Linked DNA regions of Homo sapiens: region 1 is linked to region 2. Evidence: chromatin loops called from intact Hi-C (ENCODE). Cell type or tissue: B cell. All regions are shown on one strand. Each heading gives the region's core, and the rest is flanking DNA. Links, peaks and the distances in the headings are about the cores only.

Region 1 (10,655 bases), core at 1-8,000, 330 kb after region 2:
GTTAAAGCACAGAGGACCCTCTTTCATTACCTCCCCCTTCCACAGGCACCAAATTGGACAGCTCCGGTGTGGCCTTTGCTGTGGTTGGGGCCTGCCAGGCCCTGGGTCTCCGGGATGTCCACCTCGCCCTGTCTGAGGATCATGCCTGGGTAGTGTTTGGGCCCAATGGGGAGCAGACAGCTGAGGTCACCTGGCACGGCAAGGGCAACGAGGACCGCAGGGGCCAGACAGTCAATGCCGGTGTGGCTGAGCGGGTATTGTTCCCTCCCCCCAGCCTTGTCCCCTTCATACTGTAGTAGCCCAAGCCACCCAAGGGACTCCATTTTCTTGGGCCACACCCCTTTCTTCCCATCACCACCCACATAGGAAGGGAAGACAGAAGAGCCCCTTTTCCTGGCTGTCATTCCCTGAAGCAGGCACAGGGTGGGCCATCATGAGACATAATGATCTCATCCCCCCCTAAGAGCTGGCTGTACCTGAAAGGATCATACATGCGCTGTGACCGCAAGATGGAGGTGGCGTTCATGGTGTGTGCCATCAACCCTTCCATTGACCTGCACACCGACTCGCTGGAGCTTCTGCAGCTGCAGCAGGTGAGGGCTGAGCCAATGGGGCAGGACTGGGCTAGGCCAGACTTGACTTGCTGTGGGACCCTGGGCAGGGGCACTTTCCCTTCCTGAGCTTCAGCTTCCCCTCCTGGAAAAATGGGTTAGTAATTCCTGGCCTGGCCTTTCCCAGGGCTCTTGGGAGAGTAGAATTGAGATGTGAAATTGCTTTGACTCCATTAAAGGGCTGGTCCCAGAATTTTGGCCCTTCCACATGGTGGGTGGTCCCTGTTGGTTCTGACCCCCACCTCTGCCCGATAGGCTAAGGACCCGTTCTCCTCCCTGTTCCGTGGCTCATAACTCTCTCCTTCGGCTCCTAGAAGCTGCTCTGGCTGCTCTATGACCTGGGACATCTGGAAAGGTCAGTAGAGGGAAGTGGCCAGGCTGCGCCTGGTGAGGCCGGGGGGCTGGGTGGCAGCCTGAATTATGATCCTTTCCTAGGTACCCCATGGCCTTAGGGAACCTGGCAGATCTAGAGGAGCTGGAGCCCACCCCTGGCCGGCCAGACCCACTCACCCTCTACCACAAGGTGGGGGCATCTAAGGAGGGTGCAGAAGGGAGACCCTAACAGTGGCTGAGGCAGGGGCCCTCATCTGGGCAGATGAGAAGAGAACTTTGTGTGTTGGGGGGTATCGCCCATCCAGTCTCACTTTGTGTCAACTGTGTGCAGAATCAGTTCAGTCAGGGCTGTCTGAGGGGTGTCCAGGGTTCCCCAGCCTGGGAGTGGCAGGGGCTGCATTTGTCCCCTCAGCCCTGCCTTTTCTGCCACTGCTTACTGTCCTTCCTGGAGTATAACAGAGGTCAAATGTGGCAGGAGCACTGATGAAGAGGGGGTGTTCACTTGGTGGGTGTAGGTGGGGAGGAGGGCCATTGGGCTGGGCTTGAAAGTCTTTGGTGATGTGTAGAAGAGTGTCTGAGAAAGAGAAGGGCCCTGAGCTCGGAGGGCAGGCCCCACCCCTGCAGTCTGCCCCAGGCCTCAGCCAGCAGTCCTGTAGACCCAGGGAGGAGACCAGGTAGAAGGGCTGGCAGCGAGTGGAGGTGGGAGTGGAGATGGAGAGGACTCCCTGGGATCTTCCTGTGGCCCCTTCTGGGTGTGCCCTGGTGGGGCATTTGTGCCAGCAGGGCAGCTGGGGCTGCCTCCCTGAGGATCCTCTGCCTCACCTCCATCCAGGGCATTGCCTCAGCCAAGACCTACTATCGGGATGAACACATCTACCCCTACATGTACCTGGCTGGCTACCACTGTCGCAACCGCAATGTGCGGGAAGCCCTGCAGGCCTGGGCGGACACGGCCACTGTCATCCAGGAGTGAGGATCCCCCTACTAGGGCCTGCAGCCTGTCCTTTCTTCCCCTCCATCAGTTTCCAACCACCCTCGTCCAGGACTGAGGCCTGGCTCCCACGCCCCATCCCCTTTCCATCCAGTCCCTAGGCAGCAAGGCCACCATTACCCAGGAGGTAGGGACCCTGATTAAGGTGTCACATCTTTCCCTCCCTCCCCTCTCCTCCTAATTTTTTTTTTCTCAGAACAGTCTCAAATCTCCAATGTTTAACCACCATCATCCAGCAGTGGGACTTCCACCCTCGGCCCCATGCCCCCCTCCTCATTCTTGCTTTCTTCCTCTGGGCTGACCCAGACAGCATCATTTTGCAGTGAGGACCCCACCTACTCCCCCAGCCCCTGGGGGCTCCATCCCCCGCCAGGTCCCTGGGGCTACCCCCGATGGTGAGACCCCTTCAGACCCTACAGAGACCCCACTGCTCTCACAGCTACAACTACTGCCGGGAAGACGAGGAGATCTACAAGGAGTTCTTTGAAGTAGCCAATGATGTCATCCCCAACCTGCTGAAGGAGGCAGCCAGCTTGCTGGAGGCGGGCGAGGAGCGGCCGGGGGAGCAAAGCCAGGTGAAAGGCTGGAGCTCCAGCCTGTGTCCAGCCTCCCACCTGGACAGGGCTCCCTTCCACAGGCCATGGGGGCTGCATGTACGGGATTAGGGATGGCAGGAGGAAGGTGGCCCTGAGCAGACAGCTATGTTCCCTTTTGCTATAACTGAGGTCCTGGGCCCACGTTGGACGGGACTGAAGGTATTTTAGAGGTTTCTACCCTGTGCCTTCAGTTTCATGGCCAGACTCCCTCCCTCAGCTGAGGGGTGGAGGTAGGGATGGTACGTCCTGGCTATGGATTGGCTTTATAAAAGGAAAGAGGTTCTAAGAATGTTCCCAACCTATGCTTACCTTTTCTGGAGCCAGGGGTCTTTGCCTAGGTGGGGGGCCTGGCCTGTGCCCTCTGCTAAGGGGTGAGTAAGAGACTGATCTGTGCCCTCCCTTCCCCCTCGTCCAGGGCACCCAGAGCCAAGGTTCCGCCCTCCAGGACCCTGAGTGCTTCGCCCACCTGCTGCGATTCTACGACGGCATCTGCAAATGGGAGGAGGGCAGTCCCACGCCTGTGCTGCATGTGGGCTGGGCCACCTTTCTTGTGCAGTCCCTAGGCCGTTTTGAGGGACAGGTGAGGGACAGCTGCACAGAGGTCTGGGCACTACAGGTGGTGACAGCAGCCACGGGCTTGTCAGACTTTTCTGGCCCAGGGGCAGCATCTGCCCATCCCCTTGGGTGCCGATGGGACTGAGACCCCCTGGGTGGGATGGGATGGCCAGAGCAGGGTCCTGGAGTTCCAGCCACTGGCCGGCAACCTTGCTCTCACCTTGCTCTCCCCACTGGCCCAGGTGCGGCAGAAGGTGCGCATAGTGAGCCGAGAGGCCGAGGCGGCCGAGGCCGAGGAGCCGTGGGGCGAGGAAGCCCGGGAAGGCCGGCGGCGGGGCCCACGGCGGGAGTCCAAGCCAGAGGAGCCCCCGCCGCCCAAGAAGCCAGCACTGGACAAGGGCCTGGGCACCGGCCAGGGTGCAGTGTCAGGACCCCCCCGGAAGCCTCCTGGGACTGTCGCTGGCACAGCCCGAGGCCCTGAAGGTGGCAGCACGGCTCAGGTGCCAGCACCCACAGCATCACCACCGCCGGAGGGTCCAGTGCTCACTTTCCAGAGTGAGAAGATGAAGGGCATGAAGGAGCTGCTGGTGGCCACCAAGATCAACTCGAGCGCCATCAAGCTGCAACTCACGGCACAGTCGCAAGTGCAGATGAAGAAGCAGAAAGTGTCCACCCCTAGTGACTACACTCTGTCTTTCCTCAAGCGGCAGCGCAAAGGCCTCTGAACTACTGGGGACTTCGGACCGCTTGTGGGGACCCAGGCTCCGCCCTTAGTCCCCCAACTCTGAGCCCATGTTCTGCCCCCAGCCCAAAGGGGACAGGCCTCACCTCTACCCAAACCCTAGGTTCCCGGTCCCGAGTACAGTCTGTATCAAACCCACGATTTTCTCCAGCTCAGAACCCAGGGCTCTGCCCCAGTCGTTAGAATATAGGTCTCTTCTCCCAGAATCCCAGCCGGCCAATGGAAACCTCACGCTGGGTCCTAATTACCAGTCTTTAAAGGCCCAGCCCCTAGAAACCCAAGCTCCTCCTCGGAACCGCTCACCTAGAGCCAGACCAACGTTACTCAGGGCTCCTCCCAGCTTGTAGGAGCTGAGGTTTCACCCTTAACCCAAGGAGCACAGGTCCCACCTCCAGCCCGGGAGCCTAGGACCACTCAGCCCCTAGGAGTATATTTCCGCACTTCAGAATTCCATATCTTGCGAATCCAAGCTCCCTGCCCCAAATAACTTCAGTCCTGCTCCAGAATTTGGAAATCCTAGTTTCCTCTCCTTCGTATCCCGAGTCTGGGACACAAAACTCCGCCCCCAGCCTATGAGCATCCTGAGCCCCGCCCTCTTCCTGACGAAACTGGCCCCGGATCAGAGCAGGACCTCCCTTCCGACCCTCTGGGAACCTCCCAGAGGTCCAGCCCATCTCGGAGCATCCCGGAGGAAATCTGCAGAGGGTTAGGAGTGGGTGACAAGAGCCTGATCTCTTCCTGTTTTGTACATAGATTTATTTTTCAGTTCCAAGAAAGATGAATACATTTTGTTAAAAAAAATATAAAGCGCAAGTCCATGTTTATCTGGGAAATTGGGGATGGGGCGGGGAGTGGAGCGCCCCCTCTTCCCTCTGTCTTCTGGCTCCCGGGACTTTGCGCTCCCTACCTGTGGAGCGCGAGCGACAGTGGCGGCGGAAGGACGTAGGCTCCGCCCCGGCCTTGGGGCTTCCCCGCGCCGCCGAGGGCCCGTCCCGCGGGCGCCTCCTCCCGGACTGGCGGTGGGGCATCCCCGGCGCGGCCCCGCCCCCGGGCCTCAGCCCCGCCCCCGCGGCCTCAGAGCCACGGGCGCCCGCCCCGCCCCGCGCCGCCCCGCGCCGGCTCCGCAGCTCGCGCCCGCCCGCCTGCCGGCCCGCCCGGCGCCGGGCCATGGCGCTGCTGCGGGATGTGTCGCTGCAGGACCCGCGGGACCGCTTCGAGCTGCTGCAGCGCGTGGGGGCCGGGACCTATGGCGACGTCTACAAGGTGCGACGGGACGGGCGGGAGAGCCGGGAGGAGGGTGCCAGCCCCGCACCCCGCGGCAGGATCTAGCCCCCGGCCCCGCCCCCCATCCCGCTTCACCCTCCGCCCCTGCAGGCCCGCGACACGGTCACGTCCGAACTGGCCGCCGTGAAGATAGTCAAGCTAGACCCAGGTGAGGGCCCGGGTCGGGCCTCTGCGCCAGAGGAAGGGCAGAGCGCCCGCGGGCGCGGGGTGCGGGCGGAGGGTTGACGTTTCCGAGACCCCTGAGAGGCGTGCCCCGGGAGGTGCTGTCACCTGCACCTGCCTGGCCCGGAGGGAGGCACTCTGTGCCCATTTTGCAGATGGGGGCACTGAGTCAGGGCAACCCCAGCGCGCCTTCCCCATGATGCTTTGTGCTTCCCAGGGGACGACATCAGCTCCCTCCAGCAGGAAATCACCATCCTGCGTGAGTGCCGCCACCCCAATGTGGTGGCCTACATTGGCAGCTACCTCAGGTGAGGCTGCCTTATCCTCCTGGCCCCAGGCAGCCCCCATGTGACCTGCTTTGTGCCCACCCCAGCTCTTTGTCCCTAGGAATGACCGCTTGTGGATCTGCATGGAGTTCTGCGGAGGGGGCTCCCTGCAGGAGATTTACCATGGTGAGGCCAGGGCTCCAGGCCCCAGCAGGCCCCAGCCTTCCCCCACCCCTACCCCACTGGGGTACCAGAGGGGACTCTGGGCCCTGGACTTGGGCTCCTCTCCACTCCTGCCTGGCTGTGTGACCTTGAGAGAAATACTGTCCATCTCTGGGTTCAGTATCCTAGACTAAACTGGGAGGGGACGTGGCCAACACCGCTTTCATTTAACAGTGCCTGCTGCTTTTCCCACACACGGTAGCCTGGGAGGGTGGGCATGACCCCCGGGCCCCCAAGCCAGCCTCTCCCTTTTCCTTTCAGCCACTGGGCCCCTGGAGGAGCGGCAGATTGCCTACGTCTGCCGAGAGGCACTGAAGGTAGCTGGGCCTGTGAGGTGCCCACACCTCTGGTCTCCAGAAGCTGTGGGCCAGGAGCCCAGATGACCAGCAGGGAGGCGGGTGGAGTGCCTCGGGTGGGGCTGGCCCGAGGGGCTGTAGGTCCTGGGGAAAAGGGGCCCCAGCCCTGTTGCCGGAAGCAGTCCATTTCCCTCTTGGCTCAGTCACTTCCTGTTTGGGGAGAGGGGAGGAAGAAGCAGCCTGAGTGGGGGGCCCCAGTCCTGAGAGGGGGTTTGGGGAGGTGGGACAGTGCTGGGTGGCTGCTCTCAGGGACTCCTCTTTGTCGCCAGGGGCTCCACCACCTGCATTCTCAGGGGAAGATCCACAGAGACATCAAGGTAGGCACCTAGCTGGGGGCACTCCTGGGGAGGGAGGAGGAGGCCCTCGGGGGCACCAGATGGGATTGTCTCTCCTCCATTCCCACAGGGAGCCAACCTTCTCCTCACTCTCCAGGGAGATGTCAAACTGGGTCAGTACCCTGGGGACACCATCAGGGTGAGGGCTCTGTGGACCCTCCCCGGCTACCCTGGACTCAAGGGTTGGGTGTCACTGGGCAAGTCACTTTGCCACTTGAGTCTCAGTTTCCCTGCTTAGAAGATGGAACGGTACTCCCTCCCTGCTGGAAAATAGAGGAGGTTGGGTCTGCACGGAGTTGACATGGGACCAGGCACTCCGTCAGGGATAGAGGGTGGTTGACCCCTCTCAGGAGAGGGACCTGGCCTTGCCTAGGGCCTGCGGCAGCTGTGACCAAGCGGGGCCACCTGCCCGTCTGAGCCCTGCCAGGTGCAGCCGAGCCAGAGCCCTGGGCGTGGGAGGGTGAGTGGCAGCCAGAGGGCTGGTGAGAGTGGCTGTTTCTCCCCACAGCTGACTTTGGGGTGTCAGGCGAGCTGACAGCGTCTGTGGCCAAGAGGAGGTCTTTCATTGGGACTCCCTACTGGTGAGGCTGCGCCTGGGGCGGAGGGGTAGGGGCCACAGAGCAGGGCACCCGGCCATCCCATCTGTGACCCCACCTCTAGGATGGCTCCCGAGGTGGCTGCTGTGGAGCGCAAAGGTGGCTACAATGAGCTATGTGACGTCTGGGCCCTGGGCATCACTGCCATTGAGCTGGGCGAGCTGCAGCCCCCTCTGTTCCACCTGCACCCCATGAGGTCAGCCCAACACTTGCCCCTCACCTGACCCTTGATCTGCGGCCTGTGGCCCCTGACCTCGCGCCCTCCACAGGGCCCTGATGCTCATGTCGAAGAGCAGCTTCCAGCCGCCCAAACTGAGAGATAAGACTCGCTGGTAAGGGCCACACCCTGCTGCCGGGACCCCCTTTTCTGTCAGCCCCATAGTGGACAAACAGCCTCTGCCAACTCCCGGGGGGCAACCCCAAGAGCCCTGTCCTTTCTGGGCTACTACAGACCATCTGAGTCAGGGGCCTGGTCCTTCTGTGGGTTGAAGACCCAGCGTGGTCAGGAAAGAAGGGCAGAGGGTTGGTGGAGGAGCCGCTGTGTCGCAAGGCAGCGTTGCTCGGCCAGTGGCCCTTGGCCTCGGCTGGCTCCTTCCTGGGTGGGCCCAGCAGACGCCTCTGGAGGGGTGGTAGGGCAGCTGGCAGGACACCCTGCACGAGGGCTAACCTGGATCTGGCGCTGGGGGGCTCTTGTGCCTTCTAGGACCCAGAATTTCCACCACTTTCTCAAACTGGCCCTGACCAAGAATCCTAAGAAGAGGCCGACAGCAGAGAAGCTCCTGCAGGTGGGAGGCAGGGGGCCGGGAGAGAGGCCCAGTACTCAAAAGCAGGGCCCTGGATCAGGGGCCAACCTGATCACCCCCCTCCCCCACTTTCCAGCACCCGTTCACGACTCAGCAGCTCCCTCGGGCCCTCCTCACACAGCTGCTGGACAAAGCCAGTGACCCTCATCTGGGGACCCCCTCCCCTGAGGACTGTGAGCTGGAGGTAGGTGAGGGGGGCTGGAAAGTGAGTCTTGGGCTGGTCTGCTTAGAAAGAGCCCGAGGGTGATGTTGGTGGAGGTCCTTTAACTGGCACCATTCCAGCTCAGGGAGCTGGCCTCAGCTGAGCCCTCCCATTAGGAGTCTCTGTCATGCTGACTTTTGTTTCCTGTACCACCCCCTTGATAGGTCCCTGCCCTTGAGTCCAAGCTGACCATGACCACGACTGTGCCATTTTCTTGCTTTCTGTGTGATCTTTGGCACTGCTCTGTGTGGGTTCTCTCATCTGTGAAGTGGGGTTCCATTTTATTTTACAGTAGTCCCAGAGGGCTGTCATGAAAGCAAAACGCACTGGTGCGTGTGAAGCTCCTAGAGCAGCCCCGGCATGAGGCGCGTGCCAGGTGTGTCCACACTGTTTCTGTTTTTCCTTAGACCTATGACATGTTTCCAGACACCATTCACTCCCGGGGGCAGCACGGCCCAGCCGAGAGGACCCCCTCGGAGATCCAGTGTGAGTCTGCAGCAGGGGCTGTGTGTGTGCAGATTTTGGGGGGCCTGTGTGCACATGGATTTGGTGTGAGTAGAGGTCCATCCTGAGACTCCAGCTCCTTCACTCTTGTACTCTGGGCCCCCCAGTTCACCAGGTGAAATTTGGCGCCCCACGCAGGAAGGAAACTGACCCACTGAATGAGCCGGTGAGTGGGCAGGCCTTGAGGGGAAGGTGGTGCCCAGAGGTGGGGCAGGGAGGTCGGATGGAGGCCGAGCAGCTCAAATCAAGGGAGATTTGAAGCTGGGTGGCCTCGGGCCTTGGGCCTTAGACTGTCCAAGCAAGCCTGTCCTACCCAGGGACCTGGAGGGTTAGGGGCTCCTTCCTGGGCCAAGTTCTTTTAGGTGGGTGTCTGGAAGGTAGCACAGAGACCATGCCTTTCCCAAAAGGAGGCCGTCATGTGCCTGAGCCCTCACCCTACCCTGCTCAGCCTCGTTTTCCCACCTGTGTGTCCCCAGTGGTCTGACTTTCTGTCTCTGCCCTCATCGGCTCTGTCACTGGTCTCTCCTCACCCCCCAGCCTGTCTCTTCCTCCCTCGCTGTCTGTTGCCCTTTCTTTCACAGTCTTCAGCTCTGCCTCCCACTGTCTGTCTCTCTCATCTTCTGTGTGTTTCCATCTCACCTTTCCCGTCTGTCTGTCTGTCTGTCTTTCCTTTCCTGAATCTCTTGAGCGCCCTCTCACGTTGCATCTGTCTCTGCTTCTTCCCCGGTCTCTACCTTGGTTTCCCCCAGTGGGAGGAAGAGTGGACACTACTGGGAAAGGAAGAGTTGAGTGGGTAAGTGAGGTATGGGGAAGCTGCAGGGGGTGGCAGGGGCGGCAGAAAGGCTGACCTCTGACCGGGCGTGGTGGCTCATGCCTGTAATCCCAGCACTTTAGGAGGCTGAGGTGGGTGGATCACCTGAGGTCAGGAGTTCAAGACCAGCTTTGCCAACATGGTGAAACTCCACCTCTACTTAAAATACAAAAATTAGGCTGGGCGGGTGGCTCATGCCTGTAATCCCAGCACTTTGGGAGGCTAAGGTGGGTGGATCACCTGAGGTCAGGAGTTCGAAACCAGCTTTGCCAACATGGTGAAACCCCATCTCTACTTAAAATACAAAAATTAGGCTGGCTGTGGTGGCTTACGCCTGTAATCCCAGCACTTTGGGAGGCCGAGGTGGGCGGATCCCAAGGTCAGGAGTTTGAGACCAGCCTGGCCAACATGGTGAAAGCCCGTCTCTAGTAAAAATAGAAAAAATTAGCCGGTGTGGTGGCAGGCGCCTGTAATCCCAGCTACTCAGGAGGCTAAGACAGGAGAATCGCTTGAACCCGGGAGGCGGAGGTTGCGGTGAGCTGAGACTGCACCACTGCACTCCAGCCTGGGCAACAGAGCGAGACTCCATCTCAGATAAATAAATAAACAAACAAAAGTTAGCTGGGCATGGTGGCCCACGCCTGTAATCCCAGCTACTAGGGTGGCTGAGGTAGGAGAATCTGGGAGGCAGAGGTTGCAGTGAGCCGATATCTTGCCATTGCACGCCAGCCTGGGTGACAAGAATGAAACTCTGTCTTAAAAAAAAAAAAAAAAGCCCGGGTGTGGCTCATGCCTGTAATCTGAGCACTTTGGGAGGCCGAGGTGGGCGGATCACAAGGGCAGGAGATCGAAACCATCCTGGCTAACACGGTGAAACCCCCTCTGTACTAAAAATACAAAAAATTAGCCGGGTGCGGTGGCGGGCGCCTGTAGTCCCAGCTACTTGGGAGGCTGAGGCAGGAGAATGGCGTGAACTTGGGGGGCGGAGCTTGCAGTGAGCCGCGATTGCGCCACTGCACTCCGGCCTGGGTGACAGAGCGAGACTCCGTCTCAAAAAAAAAAAAAAAAAAAAGGAAAGGTTGACCTCTGACCCCTTTTCCCCACTGCCCAGGAGCCTGCTGCAGTCGGTCCAGGAGGCCCTGGAGGAAAGGTGAGGGATGTGGGCCTGGGGGAGGGGCAAGGGGCAGGTGGCCTTGGTGCCAGTCACACCTCATGCCTCACGCCTCATCTCCCTCCCACAGGAGTCTGACTATTCGGTCAGCCTCAGAATTCCAGGTGCCACACAG
Region 2 (11,895 bases), core at 3,896-11,895:
CTGAAGAACTGCCAAACTGTTTTCCAAAGCATTTACACTATTTTACATTCCCACCAGAAACACATAAGGGTGCCAATTTCTCCACATCTTGCCAACACTTGTTATTGTTGGTCTTTTTTTTATCACAATGATTTTAGTGGGTATGAAATCATCTCTCTATGGTTTTGATTTACATCTCCATAATGACCAGTGATGTTTAACATATTTTTTTGTGCTTATTAACCATTTTCTTTTCTTTTTCTTTCTTTTAGAGATAGGGTCTCTCTCTGTCACTCTGGCTGGAGTGCAGTGGCATGATCTTAGGATCATAGCTCACTGCAGCCTTGAACTCCTGGGCTTGAGCAATCCTCCCACCACAGCCTCTTGAGTAGCTGAGACTACAGCCACCACACCTGGATAATTTATTTTTTGTAGGAGGGGGGTCTCACTATGTTGCCAAGGCTGAGAGGATTGCTTGAGCTCAGGAGTTGGAGACCAGCCTGCGCAACATGGCAAGACTCTGACTCTACAAAAAATACAGTAAACAAACGAACAAATAAAAATTTAAAAGACAGACCTAACCATTCTCTCCCTAATGGATATGTGGTTCTATTGTCTTGTTTCACTATTTCAAACAATGCTGTGGCAATCATCCTTGGACTTAAAATCTTTGGGGTCATGTACAAGCTCTTCAACAAGATAGATTCCTGAAAGGGGAAAATCCAGGTCAAAATGTAAGTTTGCTTTCAACAACTTTTATGTCAACTTAACTGAGATATAATTGTATGTTAATACAATAAGATTTGCCAGTTTTAACATACAATAAGATTAGTCACTTACACAATTTGGTGTGCTTTAACAAACATGTATAAGTCAGGTAATTACCACCACTACCATGATATAGAGAATGTTTCCACTATCCAAAAAGTTTGCTTGTGCCATAGAGCAATCTGTCCTCTCCCCTAGCCTCTGTCCCTGGCAACTACTTGAGATGCTCTCTGTCACTAGTTCTATGAACATATATTTGCATTTATCTTGGGTAACTTAAGAACGGAATTGCTGGGTCATATGGTAAATGTATACTTAACTTTATAAGAAATTACCGAACCTTTTTTCAATATGGCTATACCGTTTTGTATTCCCACCTGCAATCTAAGATAATTCTAGGTGTTCCACATCATTACCACCACTTTGTATGACATCTTTTTAATTTAACTATTCTAGTACTAATAGTATGGCATTGCTTTCAATGAATTTATCTAATAATGATGGTGTTGAGCACATTTTATGGGATTATTCTCATCTGAATACCTTTGATTAAATGTCTGCTCAAAATGTTGGCCCATTTTGTATTAGCTTTTCATTTTTTTATTAGTAAGTTATAATATGTATTCTCAATATGAGTCCTTTGTCAGATATACGCTTGGCAAATATTTTCTCCCAATTTTTCTCCCTTTAACTGTCATTTGAACAGATAAAGTGTTTAGTTAGGATTAAATCCAATTTATCAATTTGTTTCTTTGATAGTTTATGCTATTTGTATCCTATTTAAGACATTTTTGCCTAACCCAACATTACTAAGATTTTTTTGTTTTCTTCTAGAGATATTACAGTTTTATGTTTTACATTTAGACCTACGGTTCATTTCAAGTTAAGTGTTGTATACGATGCAAGGTAGGGAATGAGGTTTTTTGTTTTCATATGGATATCCAATTATTTCAGCACTTTTGTTGAAAAATCATCTTTCGGCCGGGCATGGTGGCTCATGCCTGTAATCCCAGCAATTTGGGAGACTGAGGCAGGCGAATCACCTGAGGTCAGGAGTTCGAGATCAGCCTGACAAACATGGTGAAACCCCGTTTCTACTAAAAATACAAAAATTAGCCGGGTGTGGTGACACGCGCCTGTAATCCCAGCTACTTGGGAGGCTGAGGCAGGAGAAATGCTTGAACCCCAGGAGGTGGAGGTTTCAGTGAGCCAAAATCACACCACTGCACTCCAGCCTGGGTGACAGAGCAAGACTCTGTCTCAAAAAAAAAAAAAAAAAGAAAGAAAAATCATCTTTCACCATTGAATTGCCTTGTTACCTATATTGAAAATCAATATATTGCGGGGCGCGGTAGCTCACGCCTGTAATTCCAGCACTTTGGGAGGCCGAGGCAGGCAGATCATGAGGTCAGGAGATTGAGACCATCCTGGCTAATACGGTGAAACCCCGTCTCTACTAAAAATACAAAAAATTTGCCAGGCGTGGTGGTGGGCGCCTGTAGTCCCAGCTACTCGGGAGGCTGAGGCAGGAGAATGGCGAGAACTCGGGAGGCGGAGCTTGCAGTGAGCGGAGATGGTTCCACTGCACTCCAGCCTAGGCGACAGAGCGAGATTCCGTCTCAAAAAAAAAAAAGAAAATGAATATAAATGTTATTCTATTTCCGGACTGCATTCTGTTTCACTAACCTACATGTGTATCTTTACACCAAAAACCACACTGTCTTAATCACTGTAGCTTTATAGTAGTCTTTTTTATTTTTTTTTTTTGAGACAGAGTCTCATTTTATCACCCAGGCTAGAGTGCAATGGTGGGATCTTGGCTCACTGCAACCTCTGCCCCCAGGGTTCAAGTGATTCTTCTGCCTCACCCTCCCGCGTAGCTAGGATTAGAGGTGCGTAGCTGGCATTACAGGCGCGCACCAACACGCCCAGCGAATTTTTGTATTTTTAGTAGAGACAGGGTTTTACCATGTTGGCCAGGCTGGTCTCAAACTCTTGACCTCAGGTGATCCGCCCACATCAGCCTCCCAAAATGCTGGGATTATAGGCATGAGCCACTACGCCCAGCCTATAATAAGTCTTAAAATCAGGTAGTATAAGTTCTCCAACTTTGTTTATACTTTGCAAGGTTGTCTTGGATATTATAGGTCTTTTGAATTTTCACATATTTTAGAATCAGCATCAATTTTTTAAAAATGCCTACTGAGATTTTGATTGGAATGGCATTAACCCTATAAATCAATTTGGGGGAAATTGACATCATAGGAGTATGGAGTGCTCTGATCCATGGATATAGTATATCTCTCCATTTATTGGATCTTTACTTTCAGCAATGTTTTATACTTTTCAGTGTACAGGTCTTGCACATCTTTGATTATATTTTATTATTAAACATTTGCTTTTTTTTTTGAGATGGAGTTTCATTCTTTCACCCAGGCTGGAGTGCAGTGGCGCAATCTCAGCTCGCTGCAACCTCTGTCTTCTGGTTTCAAGTGATTCTCCTGCCTCAGCCTCCTGAGTAGCTGGGATTACAGGCGCATGCCACCACGCCCGGCTAGTTTTGTGTTTTGTTTTGTTTTGTTTTGTTTTGTTTTGTTTTTTGAGATGGAGTCTTGCTCTGTCACTGAGGCTGGAGTATAGTGGTGCGGTCTCGGCTCACTGCCAGCTCTGCCTCCTGGATTCACGCCATTCTCCTGCCTCAGCCTCCCAAGTAGCTGGGACTACAGGCGCCTGCCACCATGCCCGGCTAATTTTTTTGGTATTTTTAGTAGAGACGGGGTTTCACCGTGTTAGCAAGGATGGTCTCGATCTCTTGACCTCATGATCCGCCCGCCTCAGCCTCCCAAAGTGCTGGGATTATAGGCATGAGCCACCACGCCCGGCCACGCCTGGCTAGTTTTGTATTTTTAGTAGAGAAGGGGTTTCACCGTGTTGGCCAGGCTGGTCTCAAACTCCTGACCTCAAGTGATCTGCCCGCCTCAGCCTCCCAAAGTGCTGGGATTACAGGCGTGAGCCACCGTGACTGGCCAAACATTTGATTTTTTGAAGCTATGTAAATAGTATTTTGAAATTTTCAATTTCTGATTGCTTATTGTTAGTACTTAGAAGTACAACTGCTTTTTGTCGAGGCATGGTGGCTCATGCCTGTAATCCCAATACTTTGGGAGGCCAAGTCAGGAGGATCGCTTGAGCCCAGGAGTTCAAAAGCAGCCTGGGCCTGATAGCAAGACCTTGTAGCTACAAAAAAAATTCTTTTTAATTAGCCTGCCATGATGGCATGCACTCCACCCCAGCCTGAGGAAGTAGGCAATGCTTTTTGTGATATTTGAGGAGAAAGACGTTCCTGGGAGAAGGAAAGACATATGCAAAAGGTGATGGGCCTGCCTGGGGCATGGTAGGGATGGTACACCTGAGACCCCACAACTGGGCATTATGCCTGAAGGGCAGAGTGTGGGAGGGAAGGCAAGACGTGAGCTCAGGTGTCAGGAGATCTCTCTGGCCGTTCTATGGAAAACGGATGAGGAGGAAAGCACAGGAAAGGGGACTGTTGCATTTTCCCAGGCATGAGATGATGATGGTCTGGACTAGGACACTGGCAGTGAAAATGGCAAGGAAAGAATGAATTCTAGAGACACTCAGGAGGTAGAACCCACAGGATGTCCTCTCTTGCCTATTGCACCGCAAGAGCCTCCTAACTGGTTTCCCTGCTCCCACACTTGCCTTCCTCCCCACTACAGATTATTCCAACACAGGAGCTGGAGTGACTTTTTTTTTTTTTTTTTTAGTTTTTTTTGAGACTGAGTCTCGCTCTGTTGCCCAGGCTGGAGTGCAGTGGCACGATCTCAGCTCACTGCAAGCTCCGCCTCCCAGGTTCACGCCATTCTCCTGCATCAGCCTCCGGAGTAGCTGGGACTACAGACGCCCGCCACCAAGCTCGGCCAATTTTTGTGTTTTTTTATCAGAGACGGGGTTTCACCGTGTTAGCCACGATGGTCTCGATCTCCTCACCTCGTGATCCAACCGCCTTGGCATCCCAAAGTGCTGGGATTACAGGGTCAGCCACCACACCCAGCCTGGAGTGACTTTATTACACCTAAGTCAGAGCATGTCACACCTCTGCTCAGCACCCTCCAATGACTTCTCACGTCACTCAGAGGAAAAGCCAAGGTCCCTGTGATGGCCAATGCGATCTTGCCCTGGCCTCTTTCCTACGCACCCTTCACTAGTTCCACTATAGCCACACTCATCTCCTTCAACAAAGCAGCACTGCTCCACCTTTATTGAGCTGTAACTCTTTACCCAGACATCCACTTGGCTCATAACCTCACTTCCTTTAAGTCTTTGCTCAAATGTCACCTTCTCAAGGAAGCTTACCCGATTATCCTCGCTGATACTGCAACCAGCTTCAAGTACCCCACCACATCCTGATCCCCTTTATTCTGTTCTACTTTTTTCCTATAGCACTGATCATCTTCCAGCGTATTAGATTTTTCACTTATGTCTGTGGTTTGCTGTCACATCTACTAGGATAAGCTCCACAAAGGTAGAGATCTTTATTTTGTTCACTGACATCCTAAGTCCCTAGAACAGGAGACACTTGATCCATATTTGTAGACTAACTGAATAAATGACTTAATTACCAGTTTGGATGTGGGGGCAGATAGTGAGCATGATGCCCGTTTCCGGAGCTGGGGTGCAGACAGTGTCTAGGGACACTGAACTGTTTTAAAAGCAGGATAGATCCCGGCTGGAGACCACACAAGGAAATCATCAGCACCTGGGTCAGGGGCTGGACTGGAGCAGAGGAAATCATGCAGGAAAAGTAAAGAGAAGGACATCAGGTAAAGAGAAGAGGACACATGCATAGCCAGAGAGAAAAGAGGAGCAGAGGCATGTGGATCACAGAAGCTTAGGGAGGAGACTTTCAAGAAGGGGAGAGAGGTTGAGTCAAGCAAGGGCTGAAAGCCAACCATTGGATGCAGTCACTAGAAAGTTACAGATAGGCAAGGTGTTGTGGCTCACGCCTGTAATCCCAACACCTTGTGGGGCTGAGGTGGGAGGATCGCTTGAGCCCGGGAGGTCGAGGCTGCAATGAGCCCTGATGGCGCCAATGCACTCCAGCCTGGGCGACAGAGCAAGACCCTGTCGCAAAAATTAATAAATAAATAAATAAAAAGAAAAGGGGGAAAAAAAGTTATACGTGGCCTTACGGGGAAGCCAACTCTGACTGGTTATAAGCTGAAACTGTCAAGTCAACAGGTGGCAGGGAAGATGGCTGAGACCAACAGCACAGAGATTTAGAGGCAGACAGACCTGGCGCCAATCCTAGGACAGGTTTTGGTAAGCCTTTGAATTTCAATTGCCCCACGTTTCGGGGGAGGGGGTAGCACCCCCTAGCTCATAAACCTTAGTGATTGATGATTAAATGAGATGACGGAGGAAAACGCAAGGCACAAAGTGGATGCATTAGCTCCATTTTGTTAATCAGCAGGCTTAGTTGGCTGCGACCCAGACACGAACTAAAATACAGTGCAGCCCAGGACCAGTGGGGGTCTTGCTTATGGCTCAGAGCTGAACAACACATGGGCAGCAAAATCAGACACTGAGATGCGGGCAGGCCTGCGACGCTGAAGTCAATTCCTTTGAACAAACAGAACACTTCCGTCCCAAGATTAGCAGGAATTAATCTCCCAGTCTCGGGTACACCTGGTTGTCCCTCCCTGTCCTGGCGCGGCAAACGTTCCCGGAGGCCAGCCAGGGATCACTCGCCCAAGGACTGAGCTTTCCCTACTCTCAGCCAACTGGAGCGGGACCAGGGCCTAGGCAACGCAGCTGTCCGCCCCTAACAACCACTCACCTGCTTTCCCCTTTCTATAGGCCAGCAAAGGTACATTCTTTTTCTTATTGGGCCGCGTAACTTATCGCAACCAATCAGTGGCAGCCACGGGACCCAACTCACTCCCACACAACTTGTGGGGGTGATCATGGAGAAGACAAATTTTTGTTTTCCGCATCCAGTTCTCTCAGAGAGCACCGTATTTGTCAAACTGTTGTGACTCTCCCTAAATGTTTAAGAAAACATTTCATTCCCCTCAGGCTTGTATAGTCTGTCCCTGGCCTACTCCCCGCTCCAGGTGGTACAGCCCGCAAGCGGCTCCCCTTCCCAGCTGCTCGCGGGGCCGAGTCCCCCAGTCCGAGGAGGCCACTCAGCGCAGGAGCCATACCATCTGTGACTAATAAATAATAGGGGGACCTCCGACTCCCCCCTGTTGCCTTATTACCTTCCGACCACCTCTCGGACCTCTTGCCCAGCCCTTCCCCGTAGACATCACCCCAGATACGGTGGTGACACCATTGCTATGGGCCCACGTAGGGCGCAGTGCGAGCCAGGGCAGGACGCACTTGGTACGACCCACGCCGCGCCCCGCGCCGCCGGAAGTGAGGTGTCTGACCCCCGAAGTTCCGGTTCGCAGGGGGTGGGGAGTGTTGTTAACCGGAGGGGCAGCCGCAGTCGCGCGGATTGAGCGGGCTCGCGGCGCTGGGTTCCTGGTGAGTGGGGCGAAGTCTGGCCCGAGTTGTGGTTGGGGTCGGGACCCGAACCTTCCCCTTGAGGTCTCCGGAGTCGGCACGCCCCTCAGCCCCGCCGCACGCTTTCGGCCTGTCAGCTGGCCGGAGACCTCAGACGCCGGTGCGGCCGCTTTGCTCAAGCCTGGGCCCTGCCTGCGACGCCCGCAACTCCTGGTGCTCACAGGTGCGCGGCCGCGAGGGCGACCCGGCTCCTCCCGTCCCGCTGCTGCTCTCTCCCGTCCCGCTGTTTTTGTGGTGCTCTGAGTTGACACTACTCCGGGGGTCGGGGGACCCCAGGATTCCAGGCTGACGTTCCCCGCCCGCTCCCGCAGGGCGGGCGTCCGAACTGCCCACCCTAACACAGCTGTCACCGGCGCTGTCGCCTGCCCAGCCTGCTATCCTCTGTGCCTTGGCTGCTCTCAGCCCTGGCTGCGCATTCCCGCCCCTGGAGCAGATTTCTGCTGTTGCCTCCCACCCCATCTTCTCCACCGGAGGGTCAGCGGTGCAGCTCCCCCTCCTCCAACATTGCAGCTTTTCCTCATCACCTCCCTAGAGGAGGCGGCTTGGCAGGCAGCGTGGAAAGAGCCCTAGATTTGAAGCAAGACTGACCCAGGTTCCAGGCCTTGCGTCAGTGTGATCACTTAACCCCTTCGAGTCTAATTTGTAAAATGGGGTAGCGTAAGCTATTCTTTGTCTGATGATTTCGAGGGCGAAATGTGATTTCCCCCCCACTTTCTCCTATGAATTGAGGCTGTGCCAGGCACCGGGCTATTTTGCACAGCACGAGCATCACATAAGTTATTTTCTTGCCCCATGCAGGTCTCCGGGCCAGGGCAATGTTCCGCACGGCAGTGATGATGGCGGCCAGCCTGGCGCTGACCGGGGCTGTGGTGGCTCACGCCTACTACCTCAAACACCAGTTCTACCCCACTGTGGTGTACCTGACCAAGTCCAGCCCCAGCATGGCAGTGAGTTCAGGGCTCAGGGAGGGAGGAACTCCCTGGGAGGGAAGGAGGAGTCTGCCTGGGCAAGGGGCGGGGCTAGAGGTCAGGTAAGTAGGGAAGTAGCCGCCAGCTGCCTAACTTTGAATAAACTGTGATGAGGATGTGGAGGATCCTGCATGATGAGTCCCAAGGAGAGGAAAGCAGAAAGTGACCTCAAACCACAGCCTCTCCCCACTCCTAGGTCCTGTACATCCAGGCCTTTGTCCTTGTCTTCCTTCTGGGCAAGGTGATGGGCAAGGTGTTCTTTGGGCAACTGAGGGCAGCAGAGATGGAGGTAAGATGTCGGCTGCCCCAAAGGTGAGGGCAGGGTGCTGGGAAAGAATGTTTGGTATCCACATTATTCCCTGCCTGGCCCCCAGCACCTTCTGGAACGTTCCTGGTACGCCGTCACAGAGACTTGTCTGGCCTTCACCGTTTTTCGGGATGACTTCAGCCCCCGCTTTGTTGCACTCTTCACTCTTCTTCTCTTCCTCAAATGTTTCCACTGGCTGGCTGAGGACCGTGTGGACTTTGTGAGTCAAGGCAGGGAGTTCTGGAGCAGGTGGAAGCCAGGGAGTAGCCAGCGGGCAGGCTTAAGGAGCAGGGAGGGCTAGGTTGAGGGTGTGGGGTGAGCCCCAGGCCTCCTGACAGGCCTCTTCTGTGCTCTGCCTCAGATGGAACGCAGCCCCAACATCTCCTGGCTCTTTCACTGCCGCATTGTCTGTGAGTGAGATTCAGGGGAGGGGAAGGGAGGACTGGAACGTGAACCGTGGACCTGTACTCCAGAGCACAGGCTACCCCCCACAGCTGTACAGGAAAGATAATTTAGGAAGTTAATTTGCATAGTCTCTGTGCTGTTCCACTCTAGGGCTTCTCAACTGCCTGGGCCCTCAGCCCTTTGCCTTCTCACCTGCAGCCTGGGCAGCCCCAACAACTCCCCCTCCCCCAGGAAGTTCCCAGAGGGCCAGGTTCAGTGGAGTGTGCCCACCTGACTAGATCGCTGGGGCCATGGTGGGCTTGAGGGTGGGGCTGTCCTAGAGCATTAAACAGCTGTTGGGCCCTGGGCTGACCCCCCCACCCTGCATGTGTGGGGGTCCCCACAGCTCTTATGTTCCTCCTGGGCATCCTGGACTTCCTCTTCGTCAGCCACGCCTATCACAGCATCCTGACCCGTGGGGCCTCTGTGCAGCTGGTGTTTGGCTTTGAGGTAAAACTGGCTTGGGAGGTTGAGAGGACAAGCCCGAGGTGACCCCACATGTGCCTTGAATAACCCAACAGACCCTTCCTCAGCACCTGCTATGTGGCCAACCTGTGCTGGCCACCAAGGGGCAGTGATCAGATATGGCTCCTGCCCTCCACACGCTCACTCCTAGGTGACTGGGGAGACGCACAAAGAGGCTAGGACAGAGGAGGAGCCCCAACCTGGGGCTCAGGAGAGGGTTCCTGGAGGCTCGTGCCGGAGCTAGCTGGTAATGGACAGGAGAGGATTAGTTCCATGGACAACTGGAGGCGTGTCCCTGGCAGAGAGAGAATGTGTTCAGTGACAACAGCTCATATTTGTTGAGTGCGAATTTCACACCAGGCCCTATGCTGAGCTCCTGACCTGCATCTCTTATTCAGCAAGACAATACTGTTATAAAGGAACAGTTAATTATGTCATTTTATAGATAAGTAAACTGAGGTTCACTGAGTTGCCAAAAGTCACAGCTAGTAAGTGGAGGGGCTAGGAGGACCCTGGGTGTGTCTAGAGCCTGTGATTGTACCACTGCACCTGCTGTGCAGAGGCCTTGGGGAGCAATGTGGGTGCAGCAAGGGGGAGCTATGTGTTTACATCCCCCTCGTCCCCCTCTCCCTTCAGTATGCCATCCTGATGACGATGGTGCTCACCATCTTCATCAAGTATGTGCTGCACTCCGTGGACCTCCAGAGTGAGAACCCCTGGGACAACAAGGCTGTGTACATGCTCTACACAGAGCTGTTTACAGGTGAGAGGGGCCTGGGCCTCTCCTGATCTGGACCAGCATCCTCCACTCTGCCTCCTGGCCCTGTGACCTGCTGCTTTCTGCATCCCCTCCCCTCAGGCTTCATCAAGGTTCTGCTGTACATGGCCTTCATGACCATCATGATCAAGGTGCACACCTTCCCACTCTTTGCCATCCGGCCCATGTACCTGGCCATGAGGTGAGCCCGGCCCTGTCCCCCGATCCTCCTGACCTGATCCCGTCCCTTCTCCTGCTTTCACTGACTGTCCTTTCAGACAGTTCAAGAAAGCTGTGACAGATGCCATCATGTCTCGCCGAGCCATCCGCAACATGAACACCCTGTAAGTAGGCTTGTCATGGCTGCTGTCCCAAGCTCGGTCCTGGGTCCCTCTGCTTCCAGCTCTGGACCTGATACAGCCCCTGTCATCCTAACCAGGTATCCAGATGCCACCCCAGAGGAGCTCCAGGCAATGGACAATGTCTGCATCATCTGCCGAGAAGAGATGGTGACTGGTGCCAAGAGACTGCCCTGCAACCACATTTTCCATACCAGGTGGGAGGGGCCCTGGGGAGCCTGCACAGCAGGGCACAGGCCCCAGAAGGCAGGCCCCTAGGGACCTGCTGACCTCTGCCTGGCCTTGACCCGCAGCTGCCTGCGCTCCTGGTTCCAGCGGCAGCAGACCTGCCCCACCTGCCGTATGGATGTCCTTCGTGCATCGCTGCCAGCGCAGTCACCACCACCCCCGGAGCCTGCGGATCAGGGGCCACCCCCTGCCCCCCACCCCCCACCACTCTTGCCTCAGCCCCCCAACTGTGAGTATCCCCTTGTCTGGCCACCCGGCATACCACTGGATACTTGCCCTGGGCTGGATGTGGAAGATGCTGGGAAATTGGAGAGTCCCTGCCCTCCAGAATCTCAGTCTGGGCCAGGGAGGGATTAAAAGATGAGAAATAGATGCTTGCAGTCAGTGTGACCAGTGCTGGGCTGAGGGCCTGTGGGAATAGGACAGAGCTCTCAATAGCCAGGCCCCCTGCCTGGGAGTTGGGTCTGTGTCCATTTGGCCCTTTCCTTACCTCCGTCTTCTCTCTGCAGTCCCCCAGGGCCTCCTGCCTCCTTTTCCTCCAGGCATGTTCCCACTGTGGCCCCCCATGGGCCCCTTTCCACCTGTCCCGCCTCCCCCCAGCTCAGGAGAGGCTGTGGCTCCTCCATCCACCAGTGCAGGTGAGCCTTTGGGTACTGTGACAGCCAGGGGGCGGCAGGGATGGAACACTCACTGACTTCGTTCCTGCTCTTCAGCAGCCCTTTCTCGGCCCAGTGGAGCAGCTACAACCACAGCTGCTGGCACCAGTGCTACTGCTGCTTCTGCCACAGCATCTGGCCCAGGCTCTGGCTCTGCCCCAGAGGCTGGCCCTGCCCCTGGTTTCCCCTTCCCTCCTCCCTGGATGGGTATGCCCCTGCCTCCACCCTTTGGTAAGCTGGGCCACTCTCTGGGTTCTTCTTGGGGGTGAGGTTGGTGTCTGGCCCCAGCAGCCCAGACTGAGCCTCTCTCTCTCCAGCCTTCCCCCCAATGCCTGTGCCCCCTGCGGGCTTTGCTGGGCTGACCCCAGAGGAGCTA

The links. Hi-C counts contacts between places; a loop is a spot of excess contacts. Peaks named below come from ENCODE experiments on the same cell type or tissue, not always from the same donor. Only the 100,000 strongest peaks of a DNase experiment are listed, where the experiment ranks them.
Region 1: a loop joins it to region 2, with 5 times the contacts of the local background. A loop is called at or near these places in 4 of 110 quality-filtered maps.

The regions. Positions count from the first base shown.
Region 1 is chr11:64,797,490-64,808,144 of GRCh38, reverse strand. MAP4K2 (mitogen-activated protein kinase kinase kinase kinase 2) reads left to right here and starts at 4,931. Exons shown (of 32, transcript NM_004579.5): 1 at 4,931-5,091; 2 at 5,203-5,260; 3 at 5,492-5,582; 4 at 5,662-5,726; 5 at 6,024-6,079; 6 at 6,388-6,435; 7 at 6,524-6,566; 8 at 6,962-7,034; 9 at 7,114-7,245; 10 at 7,319-7,381; 11 at 7,753-7,834; 12 at 7,929-8,036; 13 at 8,462-8,540; 14 at 8,666-8,724; 3 more. The coding sequence starts at 4,996. MEN1 (menin 1) reads left to right here. Exons shown (of 10, transcript NM_001370259.2): 3 at 46-254; 4 at 465-593; 5 at 926-966; 6 at 1,047-1,134; 7 at 1,777-1,913; 8 at 2,375-2,510; 9 at 2,947-3,111; 10 at 3,329-4,629. The coding sequence ends at 3,811. RefSeq lists silencers at 4,792-4,971, 5,122-5,301, 8,074-8,368, 10,021-10,221 and enhancers at 6,812-6,861, 6,952-7,001. In B cell, for the core only: no CTCF peak of the experiment used is centred there; DNase peaks (open chromatin) are centred at 4,884, 5,434, 6,344, 6,534 and 4 weaker places; H3K4me3 peaks cover 3,111 bases; H3K27ac peaks cover 3,835 bases.
Region 2 is chr11:65,129,857-65,141,751 of GRCh38, reverse strand. It overlaps SYVN1 (synoviolin 1), which reads left to right and starts at 7,233. Exons shown (of 16, transcript NM_172230.3): 1 at 7,233-7,296; 2 at 8,134-8,282; 3 at 8,500-8,592; 4 at 8,678-8,830; 5 at 8,972-9,020; 6 at 9,401-9,504; 7 at 10,156-10,282; 8 at 10,379-10,478; 9 at 10,555-10,620; 10 at 10,716-10,832; 11 at 10,929-11,092; 12 at 11,373-11,501; 13 at 11,577-11,750; 14 at 11,837-11,895. The coding sequence starts at 8,151. It overlaps MIR6751 (microRNA 6751), which reads left to right and starts at 11,774; the gene lies at 11,774-11,836. RefSeq lists silencers at 6,554-6,737, 8,454-8,630 and enhancers at 6,723-7,232, 6,591-7,494, 7,783-7,852, 9,353-9,402. In B cell, for the core only: no CTCF peak of the experiment used is centred there; DNase peaks (open chromatin) are centred at 6,691, 7,071, 8,351, 9,171 and 4 weaker places; H3K4me3 peaks cover 4,469 bases; H3K27ac peaks cover 7,067 bases.